Regions from separate parts of the Mus musculus genome. Here regions 1 and 3 are each linked to region 2. A link is a loop called in an ENCODE intact Hi-C map of the cell type or tissue named here. Cell type or tissue: left cerebral cortex. All regions are shown on one strand.

The links. Peaks named below come from ENCODE experiments on the same cell type or tissue, not always from the same donor. Only the 100,000 strongest peaks of a DNase experiment are listed, where the experiment ranks them.
Region 1: it touches region 2 in a loop (9-fold over the local background); 6 of 42 quality-filtered maps call a loop at or near these places.
Region 3: a loop joins it to region 2, with 10 times the contacts of the local background. A loop is called at or near these places in 7 of 42 quality-filtered maps.

What each region holds. Positions count from the first base shown.
Region 1 is chr8:55,402,574-55,410,573 of GRCm38, forward strand. No RefSeq gene overlaps it. Among named protein-coding and RNA genes, the nearest start is that of Gm51594, 24 kb to the left of the region's middle. In left cerebral cortex, a CTCF peak has its summit at 4,577 (motif pointing right); no DNase peak of the experiment used is centred here.
Region 2 is chr8:56,482,976-56,490,975 of GRCm38, forward strand. 4930518J21Rik (RIKEN cDNA 4930518J21 gene) reads right to left here and starts at 1,993. Exons shown (of 3, transcript NR_131020.1): 1 at 1,802-1,993. In left cerebral cortex, a CTCF peak has its summit at 3,260 (motif pointing left); DNase peaks (open chromatin) are centred at 3,221 and 6,749.
Region 3 is chr8:55,524,868-55,532,867 of GRCm38, forward strand. It overlaps the pseudogene Gm20586. Among named protein-coding and RNA genes, the nearest start is that of Gm51600, 11 kb to the right of the region's middle. In left cerebral cortex, a CTCF peak has its summit at 4,839; no DNase peak of the experiment used is centred here.

The DNA of each region.
Region 1 (8,000 bases), 1.1 Mb before region 2:
CCCCCATCCACCCTTTGACTGCTCTATATCCCATACTTCCTCCCTAACCTACCTGGTCTCCACATGGATGCCCTCACCCTCACTCCACCTGAACACTAACTGTCTGGGGCCTCCAGTATTGAGGATTAACACAGACCTGCAAGTCCTCTGCTGTACATGTGTTGGTGGCCCCATATCATCTGGTGTATGCTACCTGTTTGGTGATCAAGGGTTTTAGAGTTCTCAGGGGTCCAGATTAATTGAGACTGGTAGTCCTCCTACAGGATCGCCTTTCTCCTCAGCTTTCTTTAGCATTCCCTACTTCACCAACAAGGGTCAGCTACTTCTGTCCATTGGTTGGGTGCAAATATCTGCATCTGACTCTTTCAGCTCTTTTTTTGGGTCTTTTGTAGGGCAGTCATAATAGATCCATTTTTATCTAACCCTTTTTTTTTTTATCCCTTTAATGAGGCTTACAAGATTAAGATTTTATTGTTGCACCTAACAATTGGGTTACCATTGTTTCTGAACTAAGTTTTCTTGTGTTTTCCTTCACTTGTTGACTTGTCCAGGTTCAAGAGAGAAATGTATGTAGGCAAAGCATCAGTTTGTCTGAGGTGTACTGCAAAGGCCATGGAGAATTTGAAGCACAGGATTGGCATGGTAACGACCTGTCAGTAGGAACTTGGTGAGCTGGGTGGAGAGATTATGGAGTTCTGAGTCAGAGAGTTCCTGATATAAAAACAGGTAGGCCATTGCCTGCCAGTGCATGACCAGGCAGTTCCCATGGGGCAGAGTTTCAGGTGACCAAAAGTATTGCAGGAATGTCGCCATTCATTTCTTATTATTTCCCACAACACAAGTAACATCAAAATAAACACAATCACAAATAACACACACACACACACACACACACACACAAGACATAAACATCAAAATAACAGGAATTAACAATGTTTGGTCATTATTATCTATGAACACAAATGGATTCAATTCCCCAATAAAACAACAAAGGCTAAGAGACTGGATGTGTGAATAGGATCCAGTATTCTAGATCCTACTTACAAAAAACACACCTCAGCAATAAATATAGACATATACCAAAGTAAAGTGCTTCAAAAGAGTTTTCTAAGCACACAGGTCCAAATAACAAGCTGCAGTACCTATTCTAATAACTAATAAAATATGCTTTCAACCAAAAATTATTGAAAGAGATGAGAAAGGACACTTCAAATGCATCAAATAAAAAATCCACCAAAAAGACACTTAAATATGATTATGCACAAAATGTAACAGTACCAACATTCATTATACAAACATTACTAAATATTAAGATTACTTGGTGAACCCTCAATATTAAGAATGGGATACTTCAAGACACCATTCTCACCAAGGAACAGGTTAAGAAAACAAAAAATTACAGAAATAATAAAATTAACCAAGGTTATGAATCAAATGAACCAAAAATAGACCTATAGTACCTTTCCCCCAAACAGGAAAGCATATATACCTTCTTCCAACTCAAGGAATCTTCTTCAAAACTGACAGTATACTCAGTCACAAAGCAAGACTCAACAATAAATTTCAAATAACCACTCACATCTCAACAAATCACCATGATTATAAGTCTGGGCTACAACAACAACGGAAACAATAGACATCCTACAATCTCATGGACAGTGAACAACTCTTTACCCAGTGACCACTGGGTAAATGAAGAGATAAAGAAATAAATTAAAGACTTTCTAGAATTCAATGACAAAGAAGGCACAATATTCCCAAACATATGACTCACAATAAATGAACTGCTAACAGGAATGTTCGTAGCACTAAGTGTTTTGAACTTAGTGAGAAGTTAAAGAGATATCACAGTAGCAACTTAATAGCTCACATGAAAGTTCTAGAACAACAAGAACAAATAACAAAAACAGAGGAAACACACCCAAGAGGAGTAGAATGTGGGAAAGAATAATAAACAAGGATGATATCAAGAAATTAGAAACAAAGAAAAAATGGAAAGAATCAAGGAAACCAAGAGCTGGTTCTTTGAAAAAATCAGCAAGGTAAGCCAACCCTTAGGTAAACTAACTAAACAACAGAAAGACAATATCCACTTTAAGAAAATTAGAAATAAAAAGCTAGAGATAACAAAAGACAGTGTGGAAATCATTAGGTCTTACTTCAAAAACCTGTACTCCACAAAACTGCAAACTCTAATTAAAATGGATAATCTTTTTGATAATTACCACTGACCAAAGTTAAATCACAATCAGGTAAATAATCTAAATAGTCCTATAACCCCTAAAGAAGTAGAGGCAGTCATTAAAATTATCCCAACCAAAAAAGTTGAGGGCTGGATGGTTTTAGTACAGAATCCTATCAGATATTCTAAGCAGAGCTAATACCAATACTCTTAAATATATTCCACAAGAATGACACAAAAGGCACATTGTCAAACTCATTTTATATGGTCACAGTCACCCTGATACCTAACCCACACAAAGATTCAACAAAATAAAATAATGTCAGACCAGTTTACCTTATGAATATTGTCATAAAATGCTCAAAAAAACTCTCACAAACTAAATCCAAGAAAACATCAAAAAGATCATCCGCCATGATCAAGTAGGCGTCATACAAGGGATACAGGGATGATTCAACATGCAAACATCTATCAATGAAATCCACCATATTTACAATTGAAAAAAAAACCCTCACGATTATCTTATTAGATGCTTAAAAAAGCCTTTGACAAAATTCAATATTAGGAACATTCATGTTAAAAGTCTTGGAGGGATCAGCAATTCCAGTCATATACACAAGCACAAAAAAAAAAAAAAAAAAGAAAAGAAAAGAACGGCAATATACAGCAAACCAATAGCCAACATCAAATTAAATGGAAAGAAATATAAAACAATTGGACTAAAATCAGGGAAAAGACAGAGCTGTTCGGTCTCTCCATATCTCAATATAAAATGAGAATTTCTACCTAGAGCAAAATACAGCTAATGGAGGTCAAGGGGATACAAGTTGGAAAAGAAAAAGTATAGCTATTCCCAGATGAAAGTGTAATATACATAAGAGGCCCTTAAATATTCAAAAAATAATATATAGCTCATATGTCTGGTTCAGCAAAACGTCTACTCATAAGATAGTTTCCAGGAAGATATACCAGGACACAATTGAAACCTTCCCCTTCTGCTCTCCTGTGAAACCAGAAGTACTTACTGGACCTGATGTAGATCACCTGCATATTTGTAGCAAGTATGCATCTTGGTCATCATGTGGGTACCCTTACTTACAATCAGAGAGGGGACTATCTCTGACCCTGTTCCCTGTATTGGATCCACTTTCTCTACCTGGACTGTGTTGTTAGACCTCACTTGGAGAGGAGGTGCTTAGTATTATTGAGGAAAGATATTCCAGCATGGATTGAAACACAAGGGGATGAGGCTATACCCTTCTCTAGGAAGGGGAAGGGTAGCAGGTGGAAGGATTTGTAAGGGTTAAACTCAGAGGAGAGTAGGGAAGGGAGCTGCTTTGTTGAGGTAATGTAAATAAAATATACATTATGAAAAAAAGAACAGAATCCTCAAAAGAAAACTTTTTAACGTTGGAGAAGTAGTCAAAGAAATGTTAAATATCCCTAGGCTTCATGGAAATGCAAATAAAATAAAAACCTCTAACATTCTATCTTACACAGATCAGAATGGATAAGTTCAAAAACTCAAGTGACAACACCTGCTTACAAGGTTGTGGAGAAGGGGAACACTCTTCCACTGCTGATGGAGTGCAAGCTTGTACAACCACTCTGGAAATCAATTTGGGAGGTTCTCATAAAAATGGGAAAGTTCTACGCAAGATCCATCTATAACACTTTGGCCATATATATAAAGCTTGCTTCACCATACCAAAAGGACACTTGTTCAACTGTGCTCAAAGCAGTTTTATTCAAAAAAGCCAAAACTTGGAAACAACCCAGACACCCCTCAATGGAAGAATGAACACCGAAAATAGCATTCATTTACACAATGGAATATTACCTAGCTATTAAAAACAAGGAAATGATGAAATTTTCAGGCAAATTTATGGAACTTAAAAAATTGTGAAATAACCCAACTCAAAAGAATATACATTCCGTGTAATCACTTATACATGTATTTTAGCCATAAATTACATGCTATAATCCACAGACCCAAAAGAAAGGAAGGAAAGAAGAAAGAAATGAAGAAAGGAAGCAAGAAAGGAAGAAGAAGGGAGGAAGGGAAGAAAGAAGGAAGGACAGGCAGACAGAGACAGAAATAGAGACAGATGAAATATGGATTATCCTTAGTTCTTCAGCTTTTAATGGTACATACTGTATACCCAGCCAAAGCAATGTTCATTCAACCAATTATTTCCGTTTTTTTCCAAATATCAACAGTTTGACACATGCAGAAGTGTAAAAGAGCATATAAATAAGATATACACACACATCTGTGTGCCCTTCTGCATTTGCATCTGGATTTAGGTTACACTTGGGATGCTGGCTTACTAAAACTCTTTTATAGTCATGGATTTTCACTTCCACTAGATGTCAGTGTCTGATAATTCTCTGGCAAAGTCTTAGGCTAGCTTTTCTTAAATTTTACTTCTATTAATTTTGTTTTGGATTATTGTTTGCTTGTTTTGTAAGGAAATAAGCCCAACATGGGAAAATAGAGGAAGATAGAGGATTAACAGCAACTTTTGAGGACTGTTTTGTTATTTCAAGGGAATTGTTATTGTAGGTGGAATGGGATTGTTAAACATGAGAAAGAATGGCACCCAGAATTAGGCATGGAACCTGGAGAGTGGTTCAGATTGTCTCATTATTGTTTACCTGTGCATTTCAATTTAATCTGTCCTTATATTGACTACTCTCACTCATGAACTCCTTGCCTCTCCCCTCTATCTTTCTCCCTCCCTCCCTCCCTCCCACTCTCCCTTCCTCCCTTCCTCCTTCATCCCTCCACTTCCCCCTCTCTTCCCCCTCTCTTCTCCCTCTCTTTCCCCTCTCTCCCTTCCTCTCTCACTCATCTTTCACTTTGTTATACACTATGATTTCGATGTGTGTCCATGAGTATGTAGGTATCCACTGGAGAGTTATGGGTTTAATAAACCTCCCTTTATGATTCAAGTTTTGTCAATGAACAAAAAGATATGATGTTTACAATAACCATCTAACACAAAAGAAAATGTGTGATTAATTTGACAGTATTTTGCTCATAATTTTGATGTTGAATTGAGATATGAACAGAAATATTAGCCTACATGTTCTTACATTTATAGTGTTTGTTGTGCATATATAATAAATGTGAATGTTTTGTATCATCAGGTCACAACTGGAATTTTGAAGATTTCATTTATTTAAGAGAATTTCTTTCCAAAAATTGCTTAATCAAACACTCAAGTAAATTACAACATTTTAGAGCCAGTATTTGACAATTTACAAGTGCTTTAAATCCATACAGCATAATTACATAACATTTACTCACTACACCATAATCCTCCCTGATGCCATTAATAAAAAAAAAATTAGGTCTTATCCATGGATTTTTTTTTGTAAAGTTAGTAAAACTCTTAGTAAAAATTGGTTCATGCCAGGCTGCGGAATTCATTGAAACTGTATGGCCGTAGCCATTTACTGAATGTTGGCATCCATCTTTCGTGAATGTATTGAAGGTCAGACAAGAGGTCGGGTGCATCCATGTGGATCCAGTTATTTTACCTGTTGCTGAGGAATAGAATGCTGGAGAGCAGAACTGTTTTTCACTCAAGCATGCAGAATGATAAAGGGATTGCAAACCTTCCTTTGTTTTCCAATATCAATTTTCTGTTATATTTCATTCCTAATATTTTTATTTATTTATTAACTTTATATTCTAATATCAGCCCACTCTCCTCAGAATCCCCCTTTACACAGGTCCTAACCCCATTATCCCTCCACTCCTCTGAAGTGATGGACATTACACACACACACACACACACACGCACACACACACACACACACACCACATCAAGTTTTGCAGGACTGGCAACATTCTCTCCCCATGAAGCCAGACAAGGCAGCTCAGTTAGGGGAAAATGTTTCACATGGAGACAACAGGTCTGAGACAGTACAATTCTCCATTTATTGGGGGACTTGTATAAAGTCCAAGCTGCACATCCGCTACATATTTCCAAGAGAACTAGGTCCAGCCCATATATGGTTTTTGGTTGTTGTTTCAGTGTCTGGGATCACTGAAGTCTTCAGGGTAGTTGACTCTGTTGGTCTTCCTGTGGAGTCCCTGCCCTTTTCTGGTCCCTCAATCCTCCCCCAAATCTTCCACAAGACTCACCAAGATCTATCTAATATATGGCTATGGATCTCAACTGCAAACAGTCCATGTGCAGACAACCCAACAGTTAAAATCCATATTCAATACAAAATTCATTCAGTTTTCATGTAGCATTATGATTTTCAGGAAATGCCCATTTTCTTTAACTGTATGCTTAGTTCACTTCCCTATTAATGTTTTATAAGAAAATCATTCTTATGCATTCAGAATTTACACCTGAAATTCTAAAAGTAAAATTTATGTCATCTTCCCTTCCCCTCTCACTCTCTCTTTCTGTCTCTTTCTCTACTCTCTCTTTCTTTCTTTCTTTCTTTCTTTCTTTCTTTCTTTCTTTCTTTCTTTCTTTCTTTCTTTCTTTCCTTCCTTCCTTCCTTCCTTCCTTCCTTCCTTCTTTCTTTCTTTCTTTCTTTCTTTCTTTCTTTCTTTCTTTCTTTCTTTCTTTCTCTCTTCCTCTCTCTCTCTTCCTTTCTTTCTCTTTCTTTCTCTCTCTCTCTCTTTCTTTCTCTCTTTCTCTCTTTTTCTCTTTCTTTCTCTCTTTCTCACTTTCTCTATCTCTCTCTCTCTCTGTCTCTCTGTCTCTCTCTCTGTCTCCCCCCTGCCCTTTTAAAGGTCACTTCTCCAGCCAAAGCTGACAGGATCCTCTCGCTGTGGCTTAAACTAGCAGCAAATTCAGAGCAATCCTCTTCCTTCAACCTCCACAGTCCCAAGAGTAAAGAATTAAATAATACTCCTTGCTGTTAATTTTACTCTTAGTTTTATCCATTAGGAAAAAAGACATTTAACAAGTGTGGGGTAAGGATGACTTTGCATAATATAACATAACCAAAAATGCATGTTGCCATTTTACCTTTAACCAATAGACAAATATTACATTTAATCATGTTTGAGGCTTAGGAGATGTGTGAAAAACAGAACTAACTGCATAGTTCTCAAGTGAAAATTATACAGCTAAAAGTGAAATTAAATGCTTTCAAGAAATTCCTGAACATATAGAATAGGATTAAATATGTAGATAATAAGAGTTAATGTTTTAATTTGGAAATGCATAAACTAGAAGCATTCACAGCAGCGTTGCAATTCCATTTGCTTTTGGAGAGAAATCTTAAATGAATTTTCTTCCCTCTTTAGAGCACTGACACAAGCAAATCCTCTCTATAGTAATTAGAGTTGAGTATTCAGTAATTGGCTAGGAACATTGCTAAAATAAAATTACTGGTGTTTGAAAACTTAAGAATTATTATGTAGAGAATTACATTCCTGCATATTACATTCTTTTTTTTTTTTTTTTACATGCTTATACATCCTTCCTGTATTGGCTGGTTTTGTGTCAACTTGACATAAGCTGGACTTATCACAGTGAAAAGTTTCAGGTGAGGAAATGCCTTCATGAGATCCAGCTGTAAGGCATTTTCTCAATTAGTGATCAATGGAGGAAGGACCATTGTGGGTGGTGCCATTCCTGGGCTGATAGTCTTGGATTCCATAAGAAAGCAAACTAGCTGGGCATGGTGGCACAAGCCTTTAATCTCAGAACTTGGGAGGCAGAGGCAGGCGGATTTGTGAGTTCAAAGCCAGTCTGGTCTATAAAGTGAGTTCCAGGACAGCCAGGGCTATACAGAGAAACCCTATCTCGAACCCCCCCCCCAAAAAATAAATGAAATA
Region 2 (8,000 bases):
AAAAAATGAAAGCAATCCCACTAAGATCAGAACTTTAGACAAGGTTGTCCACTAACTCCATATTGTTCAGCCTTCTAGTTGGAATCTTTTCGGTAGAGCAATAATCAACTGAAGTGATACAATTGGACCAAAGGAATACAAATTGAAAAACAAGAAGTCAAAATATCTTTATTTGTAGATGATATAATAGTATATATAAATGACCCTAAAACTTCCACAAGGAAACTCCTACATCTGATAAACACTCTCATTGAAGTAGCTGGATACAAAATTATCTCACAAAATTCAGTAGCCCTCCTATATACAAATGACAAATGGTCTAAGAAAAATATCAGGAAACAGTTTTCACCATAGGCTCAAATAATATAAAGTATTTTGGGACAATTGTGACAACTCAACTAAAAGACTTGTGTGATTAAAACAAAACAAAACGAAACAAACAAACAAAAAAAAAAAACCCTTCGAGGCTTTGAAGGAGATATTAGAAGATGAAAAGATCTACTATGCTAATGAATCAGCAGGATTATCATAGTAAAAATGGCCACCCTACCAAATGCAATCTACAGATTCAATGTAATCCTCAATAAAATTCCAACACAATTTTTTCCAGATCTTAAAGCACAATTTTTAGCTTCATAGTGAAACACAAGAAAAACAATACATCTAATCTTTACTGGAAAAACAATCTTGGTGGTATCATCATCACTGATTTCAAGTTGTCCTACAAAGCTATAGTAATAAAAACTACATGGTATTGGTACAAAAACAGACACTGATCAATGGAATTAAACTAAAGATCCAGACATCAGTCTAGTCACCAGTGGACAGCTAATTATTGATAAAGAAGCCAGACAAACGACTGGGAAAAAAAAACAACAAAAAAGCAAACAAAACAAAACAAAACAAAACAAAACAAAACAAAACAAAACAGGATCTCCAAAATTGTGGCTGATGAAACTAGACAGCAGTTTTAGAAGAGTCCAAAGAGATGCATACTATCACTATGCATAAAACTCAACTCTACATGGATAAAATATCTTAACATAAAACCAAATACACTGAACCTGATAGAAGAGGAAGTAGAGAATAGCCTTGAACACATTGGCACAACATATAACTTTCTGAACAGAACATCATTAGCACAGTCCCCAAGACCAACAATTAACAAATGGGACTTTATGAAACTGCAAAGGTTCTGTAAGGCAAAGGACACCATTAATAGGACAAAATGACAGTTTACAGACTGGAAAACGATTTTACCAACTCCATATCCAATAGACGACTCATGTCCAAAATTTATAAAGAACTCAGAAAAACTATGTATCAAGAAAACAAATTGCACAACTAGAAACTAGGATACAGATGCAAACTGAGAATTCTTGAATGAGAAAAGACTCACATGGCTAAGAAACTCATAAGGAAATATTCAGCATCCGTAGCCATCAAAGAAATGAAATAAAACCTGTCATACCTGTCAGAAAAGCTGAGATCTATAACACAGCTCATAATAACAGCTCATGTTGATGAGGATGTGAAGCAAGGGAACACTCCTCCATTGCTGGTAGAAGTGCAAACTTGCACAACCACTGTGGAAATCAATATGGCGGCTCCTCAGAAAGTTGAGAATCAATCTACCTGAAGACCCAAGTATACCATTCTTGGACGTATACCCAAAGGGTGTTCCATCCTACCACAAGGACACTTACTCAAACATATTCAATGTGGCTTCATTTATAAAAGTAAATGCTTATTTCTAAAGGTTGTTGGAAGACGGGACATTAAGATTACCTTTGTGACTTACCTCTTCATATCCTGTCTAATATTGTCACAAAGTTGCTACCCTCAGAAGCCCCTTCCCTCTAACTAGGAGAACTCTCTCCTTTAAAGGCCACTAAAATAAGGGATTTCCTTTGTTCTTTGGGCAGATGCTGAATCTCCTGTGCACGATTCCCTCTCTGGGCTTTCCGAAAGAGGTTCCACCTGAATTCCATCTGAACTCATCTCCTTGGAAGAATCTTACTTAGAATAGAGAATCCTCCTATGAATTCTCAGTAGATACGTCACTGTCCCTCTCCGGCATGTGTAGTGCTGACTACCTACCTTCTCATTCAATCTGTCCTTATAATGAAACGCAGGAACGGGACCTATGCAAATACATACATCAGAAATGTCCGTGGTGATAATGTGTATTTGGGGTTTCTTGTTTTGTTTGTTTGTTTTGTTTGTGTTTTTCTTTTTTCAAGGCAGGGTTTCTCTGTGTAGCCCGGGCTGTCCTGGAACTCACTCTGTAGACCAGGTTGGCTGCAAACTCAGAAGTCTACCCATCTCTGCCTCTACACCACCGCCACGCCGCTGACAGTGTATATTTAGAATGATGCATGTTGATGAGGCTAAGCTTTTGATTTTGTTGGTTTGAGGGTTATTTGGGAAGGGTTGTTTCTTCTGATACTGTATCAGAATCCAGGCTGGCCATTAACGTTACCAAGTAGCCGATGACCTTGGACTTTAGATCCTCCTGCTTCCAACCTCTGCTCAATGCTGGGATTAAAGGTTTGCGAGCTGGTTTATGCTGAGGGGGTGGGGGGGGGGGTGCTGAACCTAGGCTTCAGGTACTCGAAGCTATCACTCTTCCACAGACTACCTCAGCAGTTATTCAAGTTAATGTCTCAGTTTGCCCCTCGCGAGGGGCGTTTCCTAAAAGTTCTATAGATCCTTTTCTCTCAACTTCATCAAGTTGAAAACCATTGAGTAATTTGAAGTGTGGTATCATAAAATTCACGGAATTTTGCTCCTTTTCACTTGCCTACTTTCATCCTTATATCTAAAAGAGGAAGAAGACGGTTTCCCAGAACCGTAGCGAAGAACAGCTGCATTCTGGGTAAATTATTAATGGGAAGACAGAAAAATTAAGGAATGGCTGCACATTTCTGAGAGCCATTAAGATTATAAACCAAATATTCTCTGTACCCTGACAAAGCTCAATGTCAAGCTCTGAAGTGCACATTTTTAATATCAGTCTGCTAGCCCTGGTTTATTTTACAAGGTTTAACTCTGCATGTGGTGCCTTCGGTGGGTTTTATTTATTATGTCTTATTTAATTTACACCAACACTGATATTATAGTTGCAATTTAAACCTTGCCAGTTACCAGTAATATCCATCATTACAGATTCCTTTTATTTGTTAAGAGAACAAAATTAATCCCGTTTCCTGTTTTTAAGCAAGTTAACAAAAATACAAGCCTCTTCTGCCATCTAGTGGCCATCTGAATTTTTAAACTAAAACCTGAAACAAACCACTTTAAGTTTGGCCCTAAAATACTTTATAATTTTTAACCAGAAATCATTGGACATTAAAATTCTAATAAAATAAACTATACATTTATGTTGTATATAATGACTACAAATAATGTCAGTTTCTTCTTTGCAACGAAACATTGAGTGAATATGTTAACAGCATATTTCCATTGTACTATTTTTATGTTGTTTCTTTAAATGACTTTACTCTTAATGGCTAGAGTCACAGCATGTGACAGAAACAACCCATATTTTCCCATGATGACAATTCCAAACTATTTTGAAAGTGCTTATTCAGGTTTGGGTTCCTGCTGGCAGTGAATTTTGCCAGGGTTCTATGGTTCTGTCTCGGCCATTCTCAATAGCAAGGAATGATGACCCTGACTGAGGCATTTTTAAATGGCTTTCCCCTAATGACTCGCAATGATGAACATTATGTTACATGTTTATTGCTATCCATGTTTTTGCTTTGGGAAATGTCTGTCTTCTGGCCATTTCTTTTTAAACCGTTATCTGAGAGCTCCTTAGATATCCTAGGTACACTTCTTTCCTCCAGAATGGTGGATTTTTTTTTTAAATGCCCCATGGTTGTGTAGCTTGTCGTCCTGCTTCCTTAAAAGGGTTTCCTCAGCACACACTCTCATTTTGGGTCTAGTCAATCAAAAATGTAAGTATGATACTTTTCAAGCCGTCTTTACTTGGAGGCTCTGTTTTGTTTTGTTTTGTGTTGTGTTGTGTTGTTAGGCAAGATCACGAAAGTTCCCACCTGGCCTTGGACTTCTGATCTTCTTGCTCCCATCTCCAAAATGCTGAGACTAAAGGCATTGTTGCCACCAGTTTGCTTAGCACCAGGGATCAGAGTCAGGATTTCACTGAAATATGTTTTTCAGCCCTGGGTGGTGTCATTTTTAATAACCCTGGATCAGAAATCCTAAAGGCCTTACCTCCTGCTATTTTTCTTACATTTAACTCTCCTATGCTGCTTGCACGAAGATTCTCTCCCCTGCCCAGTTGTTCCTGTGTCTCTGTTAAAGTCCACTCACCGAGCACCTTGAACTGGCACCTTTTAGTCAAGCAAGCACAAGCTGAATTCTCATGACAGGCCTGTGACAAAATAAATGTAAAGGTATAGATGAGCTAATTTTTATAAGAAAAAATGAAATTCACCAATATTACAAAACTTCAACTGTAAAAAATAAAAAGAAGAAAAGAAAAATAAAATCCATTTTTCCTTGCCAGCCCTTGCTACCGGAATGGTGACACTAAGACGATTTGTTCATTATTAAATATGTTGTCCACAAGCTTTGGCTCATTCCCTGAATAGCTCCTAACTTATTGAAACTATTCTTTATCTACCACTTAGTTAGTTCTTTTCAGTTCCCCGTCCATTTCTTTCTTTGTGTCTCCTCAGCATTCCCTCAGCTTCTCTCTCTAATCTCTCTCAGTATCTCTCCTTATTCTCTCATGAGTTCAGCTACGTACGCCTTTACTTCCATCTCCCCCAGGTTCTGGGCAAATCTCCCTTTTATTCTCTCACTATTTCCCAGAATCCTCTCTCTTCCTGACATTGTCCCACCTCCTCTTTCCTGCCTCAGCTCATTGGCCATCATCTTTTTTATTGACAGGTGATGCTTATAAGAGATTTTTTCTACAGTCAACTAGGAAAAAACACAGAAAGTTATTTAGTATTTTAAAACACCTCCCCCCCCCCCATTTTAAAAAAAAATTCATACCAGATGTTTCCTTTAGGTAAGGATTTGAACAGCGAATCAGTAGATGGCGGAGGAAGTATTTTGGGAGAGACATCCACAATTACATCTTGGCTGGGCTTGATCAGCTCCCTATAGGACCTTAGCCATTTTTATGAAGTTAAACTAATTTAACTTAAAATGAAATTTAACTTTTAGGGTGAACTTACACGTCCCAAATCCTGAATGAATTTTCCATTTATCCCAAGTCCATTTCTGCAAAACAGTATTGAAAGGAATTCATGAGCTGAAGTATTTGGGGAATTTGTTATGGCAAATGTTTTATTATAAACATTTACCTCCTAAAAATCTAACGTAATGTATTACCATTTTCCCTAATTTCACATTTCAGAGGTAGAGAAAAGAAAAAGAAGGTGAAAAGGGGGGAGGAAGAAGAAGAAAAGGGAGGAGAAAAGAGAACGGGGGGAGGCTGTTTTAACCACTAAGGTTCAAAAGCAATTCGTGCTAAATTATATCTTACAGTTTACAAGCAAATTTGGGACATGCAAATATGAAAAGGAAGAAAGCCATTGCTCCCTGAAGCACATGAGACTAAGTAATTCAATTTCCATAATGCTCAAAGTGGCCTGAGTGCTGGAAAAATTTATTGCCAAAATCTCTACTGACCCAGTTTTAAAAGACAGAGAAAAATATTTAGTAAGGGCATAGAAATTAAGTTTCTCTGATGCTCCAAGAGAAGGCAACACAAATTAAGCTGATCTTTCATGAAAGAGCATCAGAATTTTATCAACTTAGCATACTTAAGCATCTCAATTATTAACAAAGCAATCTCATACGGCTGATTAAATCATTGTTGCTGTTTGTATCTCACAACTTTAGCGCTAAAATTCATAGCACTGTAGGTTTTGTTGTTGTTGTTGGTGGTGGTGCTGTTTGTTTGTTTGTTTGGTGAGGTGTTGTGTTTTGTTTTGTGGTTTACAAGGTTGCTTTTGTTTTTTGGGGTGTTTGGGGTTGTGTTTTGTTTTTATTTTGTTATCAACGGTGGTATGTTTTGTTTTTAGTTTTGTTTTGGGGGGAGTTTTTTTGGTTGGTTGGTTGGTTGGTTGGTTGGTTGATTTTTGTTTGGTTTTTGTTTTGTTTTGTTTTTGTTTTTGTTTTTTTAAGAATTGATCTCACAGGAGCCTGATATAGCTCTCTCCTGAGAGGCTCTGCCAGTGCCTGACAAATACAGAAGTGGATGCTCACAGCCATCCATTGGACTGAGCACAGGTCTCCAATGAAGGAGCTAGAGAAAGGACCCAAGGAGCTGAAGGAGTTTGCAGCCCCATAGGAGAAACAACAATATAAACCAACCAGTATCCCCAGACCTCCTGGGGACTAAACCACCAACCAAAGAGTACACACGGAGTGACCCATGTCTCTAGCCCCATATGTAGCAGAGGGTGGCCTTGTGGGACAACAATGAGAGGAGAGGCCCTTGGTCTTGTGAAAGCTCAATGCCCCAGTGTAGGGGAATGCCAGGACAGGGAAGTGGGGTGGGTGGGTTAGTGAAAAAAGAGAGGGGGATAGGAAAGGGGGGTTTTCAGAAGGGAAATGAGGAAAGGGGATAAAATTTGCAATGTAAATGAAGAAAACATCTAATTAAAAAAAAACACGGAGCTGACTGTAAAACCAACATCTGCTAAGCAAACCTATAGCAAAACTGAATCCTTGGCTCTGTGCCACTACCACCTACTGACAGCTCATCAGCTTACAGCATAGAAGGTACCACCTCCATTCAGAACATTTGGCCTCCTTAGCCAGCCAGATAAGAAATATGACCCAGAGAAGCCCACTGAAACTCATTATAAGCTAAATAAATAGTCAGTGGGTCAGACTCCGAGTGCCTTAACAATTCACATTATTTGAAAGTTGTTCATATTTCTGCAGTTTGTGGACAGAACCAGCTTGAAGCACAAAGTCCATATGATATCATTTAACTCATTCTTGTCCATTAACTACCTTTGAAAAACTAATAATACTTCATGGTCTCCATTTCCCCATGAATTATTTTTGTGATATATTTAATATTCTAAAGGCTATTTAATATTCCTAGAGCTACACAACACACATACATTATGTGTTTCTTCTCAGGTTTGTGCTCCTGTCTTTTCCAAAGTACTGTTAAGATACATAAATGACTTCTTAAAGCTAAACCATTTCTGGCATGGGAGCAGAGAAAATGATTCACTTAATGGGGCACTAAAAACCCTTAAAAATGAAAAATAACAACAAAAATCACCCAGAAATTCCTAAGGACTGACTGAACCAACACTCTACATCCCCACACACCCATCTCTACCCCTGTAACCCCACACCCACGTATCTTTGCTTTCTCTGCCAAGTCATGGACATTTTTACCTTTTCTTTCAGCCTTCCATAGTACATCATGCTGAGAACTGTGATCACAACAACCAGCTAAAAGAGAGAAAAAGTGCAAGTGTTGTAAGGATTTTTACCACCTTATGCTAATTATAGGGACATCTAGAAAGCAGCTAATAAACCAAGGCTTGTTTGAACTATATTTTATAGTAAACACATATGTTATTGACTGTCATAAGTGGAATATGTATATCAAAACTAAACATTCACTAGTGCAATCAAAATACAGTAAGTCCAGGATTAGCATGAGTTACATACAGAGAGAGCTTTATTTTGGTACCAGAGGGATAAGAGTCCACCAAAGTAGGAAAGAGGGGTGTGGCAGCAAGCATAAGGTGGTAATTGTTTTGCTAGAAAGATGTAATAAAGTTGGAATCAAAAATAGAATATGCCCAGTCCTCATAATAGTAAGTAAAGGCTTCAAAATAAGAAATAAAGTGAACTTTCATAATTACACTAAAAGGAGAAATAAGCTTGAGACAAATTTATATTCAAGGAAAAACATTCAGGTCCAAGGATGAAACAACAGTTGTGCACTATGATACACACAGTTGCGCACTATGATAAGAAAAGAC
Region 3 (8,000 bases), 960 kb before region 2:
AAAAGAAAGGTAATATACAGCAAACCAATAGCCAACATCAAATTAAATGGAAAGAAACATAAAACAATTGGACTAAAATCAGGGAAAATTCAGAACTCTTCAGTGTCTCCATATCTCAATAAAAAATGAGAATTTCTACCTAGAGCAAAATACAGCTAATGGAGGTCAAGGGGATACAAGTTGGAAAAGAAAAAGTATAGCTATTCCCAGATGAAAGTGTAATATACATAAGAGGCCCTTAAATATTCAAAAAATAATATATAGCTCATATGTCTGGTTCAGCAAAACGTCTGCTCATAAGAAAGTTTCCAGGAAGATATCCCAGGACACAATTGAAATCTTCCCCTTCTGCTCTCCTGTGAAACCAGAAGTACTTACTTCTTGAGCAACAAACAAAAGAGCATGCAGGACCTGATGTAGATCACCTGCATATTTGTAGCAAGTATGCATCTTGGTCATCATGTGGGTACCCTTACTTACAATCAGAGAGGGGACTATCTCTGACCCTGTTCCCTGCTATTGGATCCACTCTACCTGGACTGTGTTGTTAGACCTCACTGGGAGAGGAGGTGCTTAGTCTTATTGGGAAAAGATATTCTAGCATGGATTGAAACACAAGGGGGTGAGGCTATGCCCTTCTCTAAGAAGGGGAAGGGTAGCAGGTGGAAGGATTTGTAAGGGTTAAAGTCAGAGGAGAGTAGGGAAGGGAGCTGCTTTGTTGAGGTAATGTAAATAAAATATACATTATGAAAAAAAGAACAGAATCCTCGAAAGAATAATTTTTAACATTGGAGAAGTAGTCAAAGAAATGTTAAATATCCTTAGGCTTCATGGAAATGCAAATAAAATAAAAACCTCTAACATTCTATCTTACACAGATCAGAATGGATAAGTTCAAAAACTCAAGTGACAACACCTGCTTACAAGGTTGTGGAGAAGGGGAACACTCTTCCACTGCTGATGGAGTGCAAGCTTGTACAACCACTCCGGAAATCAATTTGGGAGGTTCTCATAAAAATGGGAAAGTTCTACGCAAGATCCAGCTATAACACTTTGGCCATGTATATAAAGCTTGCTTCAACATACCAAAAGGACACTTGTTCAACTGTGCTCAAAGCAGTTTTATTCAAAAAAGCCAAAACTTGGAAACAACCCAGACACCCCTCAATGGAAGAATGAACACGGAAAATGGGATTCATTTACTCAATGGAATATTACATAGCTATTAAAAACAAAGAAATGATGAAATTTGCAGGCAAATTTATGGAACTTAAAAAATTGTGAAATGACCCAAATCAAAAGAATATACATTCCGTGTAATCACTTATACATGTATTTTAGCCATAAATTACATGCTATAATCCACAGACCCAAAAGAGAGGAAGGAAAGAAGAAATAAATGAAGAAAGGAAGCAAGAAAGGTCTTACCCGCGTTCTCGCGACCGGCCAGGAAGAACGCAACAAACCGGAATCTTCTGCGGCAAAAGCTTTATTGCTTACATCTTCAGGAGCCAGAGAGCAAGAGAGCAAGAGAGAGAAAAGGAACAAGAACAAGAAAGCAAGAGCAAGAGAGAGAAAAAGCAAGAACAAGAGAGAGAAAAAGAACAAGAACAAGAAAGCAAGAGAAAGAATGGCAAAACCCCGTCCCTTTTAAGGAGAATTATCCTCCGCCTAGGACGTATTACTCCCTGATTGGCTGCAGCCCATCGGCCCAGTTGTCATCACGAGAAAGGCAGAACACATGGCGGGAAAACTGCCCCTGCATGTGTGCAGATTATGTTTACTACTTAGAACACAGCTGTCAGCGCCATCTTATAATGGCAAATGTGAGGGCGGCTCCTCACAGATCCCCCTTTTCTTTTAATAAGAGCAATAGGCCACCCATATTAATGAGAGTGGAGATAGAGGTCAAATCCCCAGTGTGCAGGTAAAGGAGCCGTACACAAAACCTCCTCCCAGGCTCATCACCCAGAGGGGTCCTAGTCTGGTCCTGTGTCGTTTTTCCTGGGGAGAAGGACACTTGGACACTCAACCTTCTTGAAAGATGACATGTCTCCCTAGGATAGGCTCATATGTGCCGCAGAGCCCTTCTACTGCAGTGCTTAGCTGTGCAACTCTCTCGGGCTGCTGAAGCACACTCACTCTATCCCGTGCAATGAGACTAGCCTCGTGGGGTGCAAGAGCTGAATGGCCAGCGACCTATTGCTTAAGCATAGATAACCATATATCAGGGGAAGCACCATGTTCTAGAGCTGCAAGTGCCTGGGCAATAACCACCTTGTCTCTCCTAGTTTGGGCCTTAAGCTTACAGACCAACCAAAGAAGCAACACTAATCCACAACAAAGTGTATCTCCAAATAATCCCACCCATACCCATTCTTTAAAGAAGGAAAATGCTGAGGAGATCCAATTGGGTAATCCTTTGGTCAGGGACAGGTCCAAGCACGTGGAGTTGACCTGAATGATGGCAATTCTCAATTCCCGAAGGGTTTGTTCAAATTCAGCCATCCAATTCTGTAACATATACTGAGAAAGACTTTTTAACAAATTAGCTGCCCTAGTAAATTTCTCATACTGAATGGAAGTAACGGGCAATCCCGGAAACTTTTATTCACATCCCAGCTGAGCTATTTGCCATAATACATCTAGTTGTTCCTAGTCAAGATCTATGAGTTGATTAATTTCTGCCCATGGAGCATTTTTGGGATTGGAGGATGGCGGCCGCTAAGCCTGCATTGTTGAGAGTTCCCCCAAGCTCCCGACAAACCCTGAGCCAGTCTTGTAAACCTTTGTTCTTTCTTGGGGCTATGGCCGCTCGGCACTCCTGTGTGGCTTGCTCATAAATGAGCTGTTCTACCAGAGGTGCGGCTTGCTCTGAATCTCCAAAAATACGCTCTGCTGCCTCTGTCATTCTGGCCACAAAATCTGAGAATGACTCCTGAGGTCTCTGGACGATCTTTGTTAGTTGTCCAGTGGCTTCACCTGCTCAGGAGAGCGCCTTCCAGGCCCTAATAGCCTTTTCATCTGATTCAGAACTACTAAGAACTGGCTCCTTGAGCTCATCTAGTGATGAGTATAGGCTCCTTCTCCTAGAGACCTCCGCTAATTGATCTTTTTTCTTTTCTTTTTCCTTCTCCTTCCTTCTAATCTCTCCCCAGGTATTCTTACCTGACCTAAACTTTTCCTCAGGTTCAAGACCCGTGGAAAGGCCTATATACTTATTTTGTGCGCCATATTTCCTCTTTGCTCCTACTCTCTCTCCCCGCTTTACTTCTGATAGATTGCCCTGAATTTCATCCAGAATTTTCAGCCCTGCCTTAACCGCTTGATAACATGTGAAAAGGAACAAAAAGGCTCCTAACACTAGAGAAAGTTCAAGGCCAAACATACCTTGTAAAGCTATTTCCCACTTTACTTCTGATAGACTGTCTTGAATTCCGTTAGAAAGTTCAAGGCCAGACGTACCTTGTAAAGCTATTTCCCACTTTACTTCTGATAGACTGTCTTGAATTTCGTTAGAAAGTTCAAGGCCAGACGTACCTTGTAAAGCTATTTCCCACTTTACTTCTGATAGACTGTCTTGAATTTCGTTAGAAAGTTCAAGACCAGACTTACCTTGTAAAGCTATACTTACGGGTACCCTGTTCCCCAGCTGAAGAGTTCTGAATTCACGCAGTTGAATCCTTCTCAACAGTCTGTTTTACGGGAACACTTCATTACCACCGTTCCCCAGCTGAAGAGTTCTGAATTCACGCAGTTGAATCCTTCTCAACAGTCTGTTTTACGGGAACACTTCATTACCACCATTCCCCAGCTGAAGAGTTCTGAATTCACACAGTTGAATCCTTCTCAACAGTCTGTTTTACGGGAACACTTCATTACCATGACCCGCAGTTCTGGTTCCGGAATGAGGGATCTTCCTTGCGCCGGTGATGGTAACCATCCCAGGTTTTCTCGTCCCGGGATTTCTCGTCCCAGGTCTTCTCGTCCCGTCCCGGGTCTCAGCACCAACTCTTACACGCGTTCGCGACCGGCCAGGAAAGACGCAACAAACCAGAATCTTCTGCGGCAAAAGCTTTATTGCTTACATCTTCAGGAGCCAGAGAGCAAGAAGAGCAAGAGAGCAAGAAAAAGAACAAGAACAAGAAAGCAAGAAAAAGAACGAGAACAAGAAAGCAAGAGCAAGAAAAAGAACAAGAACAAGAAAGCAAGAGAGAGAATGGCAAAACCCGTCTCTTTTAAGGAGAATTATCCTCCGCCTAGGACGTATTACTCCCTGATTGGCTGCAGCCCATCGGCCCAGTTGTCATCACAAGAAAGGCAGAACACATGGCGGGAAAACTGCCCCTGCACGTGTGCAGATTATGTTTACCACTTAGAACACAGCTGTCAGTGCCATCTTATAATGGCAAATGTGAGGGCGGCTCCCAACAGAAAGGAAGAAGAAGGGAGGAAGGAAAGAAAGAAGGAAGGACAGGCAGACAGAGACAGAAATAGAGACAGATGAAAAATGGATTTTCTTCAGTTCTTCAGCTTTTAATGGTACATAATGTATACCCAGCCAAAGCAATGTTCATTCCAACAATTATTTCCGTTTTTTTCCAAATATCAACAGTTTGACACATGCAGAAGTGTAAAAGAGCATATAAATAAGATATACACACACATCTGTGTGCCCTTCTGCATTTGCATCTGGATTTAGGTTACACTTGGGATGCTGGCTTACTAAAACTCTTTTATAGTCATGGATTTTCACTTCCACTAGATGTCAGTGTCTGATAATTCTCTGGCAAAGTCTTAGGCTAGCTTTTCTTAAATTTTACTTCTATTAATTTTGTTTTGGATTATTGTTTGTTTGTTTTGTAAGGAAATAAGCCCAACATGGGAAAATAGAGGAAGATAGAGGATTAACAGCACCTTTTGAGGACTGTTTTGTTATTTCAAGGGAATTGTTACTGTAGGTGGAATGGGATTGTTAAACAGGAGAAAGAATGGCACCCAGAATTAGGCATGGAACCTGGATTGTGGTTCAGATGTCTCATTACTGTTTACTTGTGCATTTCAATTAAATCTGTCCTTATATTGACTACTCTCACTCATGAACTCCTTGCCTCTCCCCTCTATCTTTCTCCCTCCCTCCCTCCCTCCCTCCATCCCTCCCTCCCTCCCTCCCTTCCTCCTTCCCTCCCTCCCACTCTCCCTCACTCCCTTCCTCCTTCATCCCTCCACTTCCCCCTTTCTTCACTCTCTCTCCCCTCCTCTCTCGCTCATCTTTCACTTTGTTATACACTATGATTTTGGTGTGTGTCCATGAGTATGTAGGTATCCACTGGAGAGTTATGGGTTTAATAAACCTCCCTTTATGATTCAAGTTTTGTCAATGAACAAAAAGATATGATGTTTACAATAACCCTCTAACACAGAAGAAAATGTGTGATTAATTTGACAGTATTTTGCTCATGATTTTGATGTTGACTTGAGATATGAACAGAAATATTAGCCTACATGTTCTTACATTTATAGTCTTTGTTGTGCATATATAATAAATGTGAATGTTTTGTATCATCAGGTCACAACTGGAATTTTGAAGATTTCATAAATTTAAGAGAATTTCTTTCCAAAAATTGCTTAATCAAACACTCAAGTAAATTACAACATTTTAGATCCAGTATTTTACAATTTACAAGTGCTTTAAATCCATACAGCATAATTACATAACATTTACTCACTACACCATAATCCTCCCTGATGCCATTATTAAAAGAAAAAATAGGTCTTATACATGGATTTTTTTTGTAAAGTTAGTAAAACTCTTAGTAAAAATTGGTTCATGCCAGGCTGTGGAATTCATTGAAACTGTATGTCCGTAGCCATTTACTGAATGTTGGCATCCATCTTTCGTGAATGTATTGAAGGTCAGACAAGAGGTCGGGTGCATCCATGTGGATCCAGTTATTTTACCTGTTGCTGAGGAATAGAATGCTGGAGAGCAGAACTGTTTTTCACTCAAGCATGCAGAATGATAAAGGGATTGCAAACCTTTCTTTGTTCTCCAATATCACTTGTCTGTTATATTTCATTCCTAATATTTTTTATTTATTTATTAACTTTATATTCCAATATCAGCCCCCTCTCCTCAGAATCCCCCTTCACACAGATCCTAACCCCATTATCCCTCCACTCCTCTGAAGTGATGGGCATTACAAACACACACACACACACACACACCACATCAAGTTATTGCAGGACTGGTAGCATTCTCTCCCCATGAAGCCAGACAAGGCAGCTCAGTTAGGGGAAAATGTTTCACATGGAGACAACAGGTCTGAGACAGTACAATTCTCCATTTATTGGGGGACTTGCATAAAGTCCAAGCTGCACATCTGCTACATATTTCCAAGAGGACTAGGTCCAGCCCGTATATGGTTTTTGGTTGTTGTTTCAGTGTCTGGGATCACTGAAGTCTTCAGGGTAGTTGACTCTATTGGTCTTCCTGTGGAGTCCCTACCCTTTTCTGGTCCCTCAATCCTTCCCCCAAATCTTCCACAAGACTCACCAAGATCTATCTAATATATGGCTATGGATCTCAACTGCAAACAGTCCATGTGCAGACAACCCAACAGTTAAAATCCATATTCAATACAAAATTTATTCAGTTTTCATGTAGCATTATGATTTTCAGGAAATGCCCATTTTCTTTAACTGTATGTTTAGTTCACTTACCTATTAATGTTTATAAGAAAATCATTCTTATGCATTCAGAATTTACACCTGAAATTCTAAAAGTAAAATTTATGTCATCTTCCCTTCCCCTCTCACTCTCTCTTTCTCTACTCTCTCTCTCTCTTTCTTTCTTTCTTTCTTTCTTTCTTTCTTTCTTTCTTTCTTTCTTTCTTTCTTTCTTCCTCTCTCTTCCTTTCTTTCTTTCTCTTTCTTTCTCTCTCTTTCTTTCTTTCTTTCTTTCTTTCTTTCTTTCTTCCTCTCTCTCTTCCTTTCTTTCTTTCTCTTTCTTTCTCTTTCTTTCTTTCTTTCTTTCTTTCTTTCTTTCTTTCTTTCTCTCTTTCTCTCTTTCTTTCTCTCTTTCTCACTTTCTCTGTCTCTCTCTCTCTGTCTCTCTGTCTCTCTCTCTGTCTCCCCCCCTGCCCTTTTAAAGGTCACTTCTCCAGCCAAAGCTGACAGGATCCTCTCACTGTGGCTTAAACTAGCCGCAAATTCAGAGCAATCCTCTTCCTTCAACCTCCACAGTCCCAAGAGTAAAGAATTAAATAATACTCCTGGCTGTTAATTTTACGCTTAGTTTTATCCATTAGGAAAAAAGACATTTAACAAGTGTTGGGTAAGGATGACTTTGCATAATATAACATAACCAAAAATGCATGTATATATTATTTTGATAAGACAAATATATTAAAAAAAAAAAACACTAAGCAGCTAGACATCACCACTAGCAAATATATAAAGGAAAAGCTGAACAAGCTACTTGTAGAACTTTCAGATGGAGTAGCTGTGTTCAAGATTGGAGGTAGAAGTCATGTTGAAATGAATGAGAAGAAAGGGTTCTAGAATGAGGCTGCACTTTGCTTTGGTATATCCCAGCCATGGATTCATTAAAGCCTGCTAATGGAGATCTGAAAATAAGTATAAAAATTATAAAAAGAGCACTTGAAGTTACTGCAATGACAATTGCTGAGAATGTAGGTGTTGGAGGATCTTTGATAATTGAGGAAATTCTGCAGATTTCCTCAGAAGTTGGTTATAACGCCAAGCTGGGAGATTTTATGAACATGATTGAAAATGGAATCATTGATCAAACAAAGGTTTTAAGATCTGCCTTACTGGATGCTTCTGGGGTGGCCTCCTTGCTAACCACAGGTGAAGCTGTAGTAATAGAAATTCCTAAAAAAGAGATGGTTCCTGGAATGGGTGCAATGGCTAGAATGTGAGAGAGTATGGGAGTTGGCCTGTTCTAACTCCTAGAATAGTGCTTTGCCCTTGTCAAT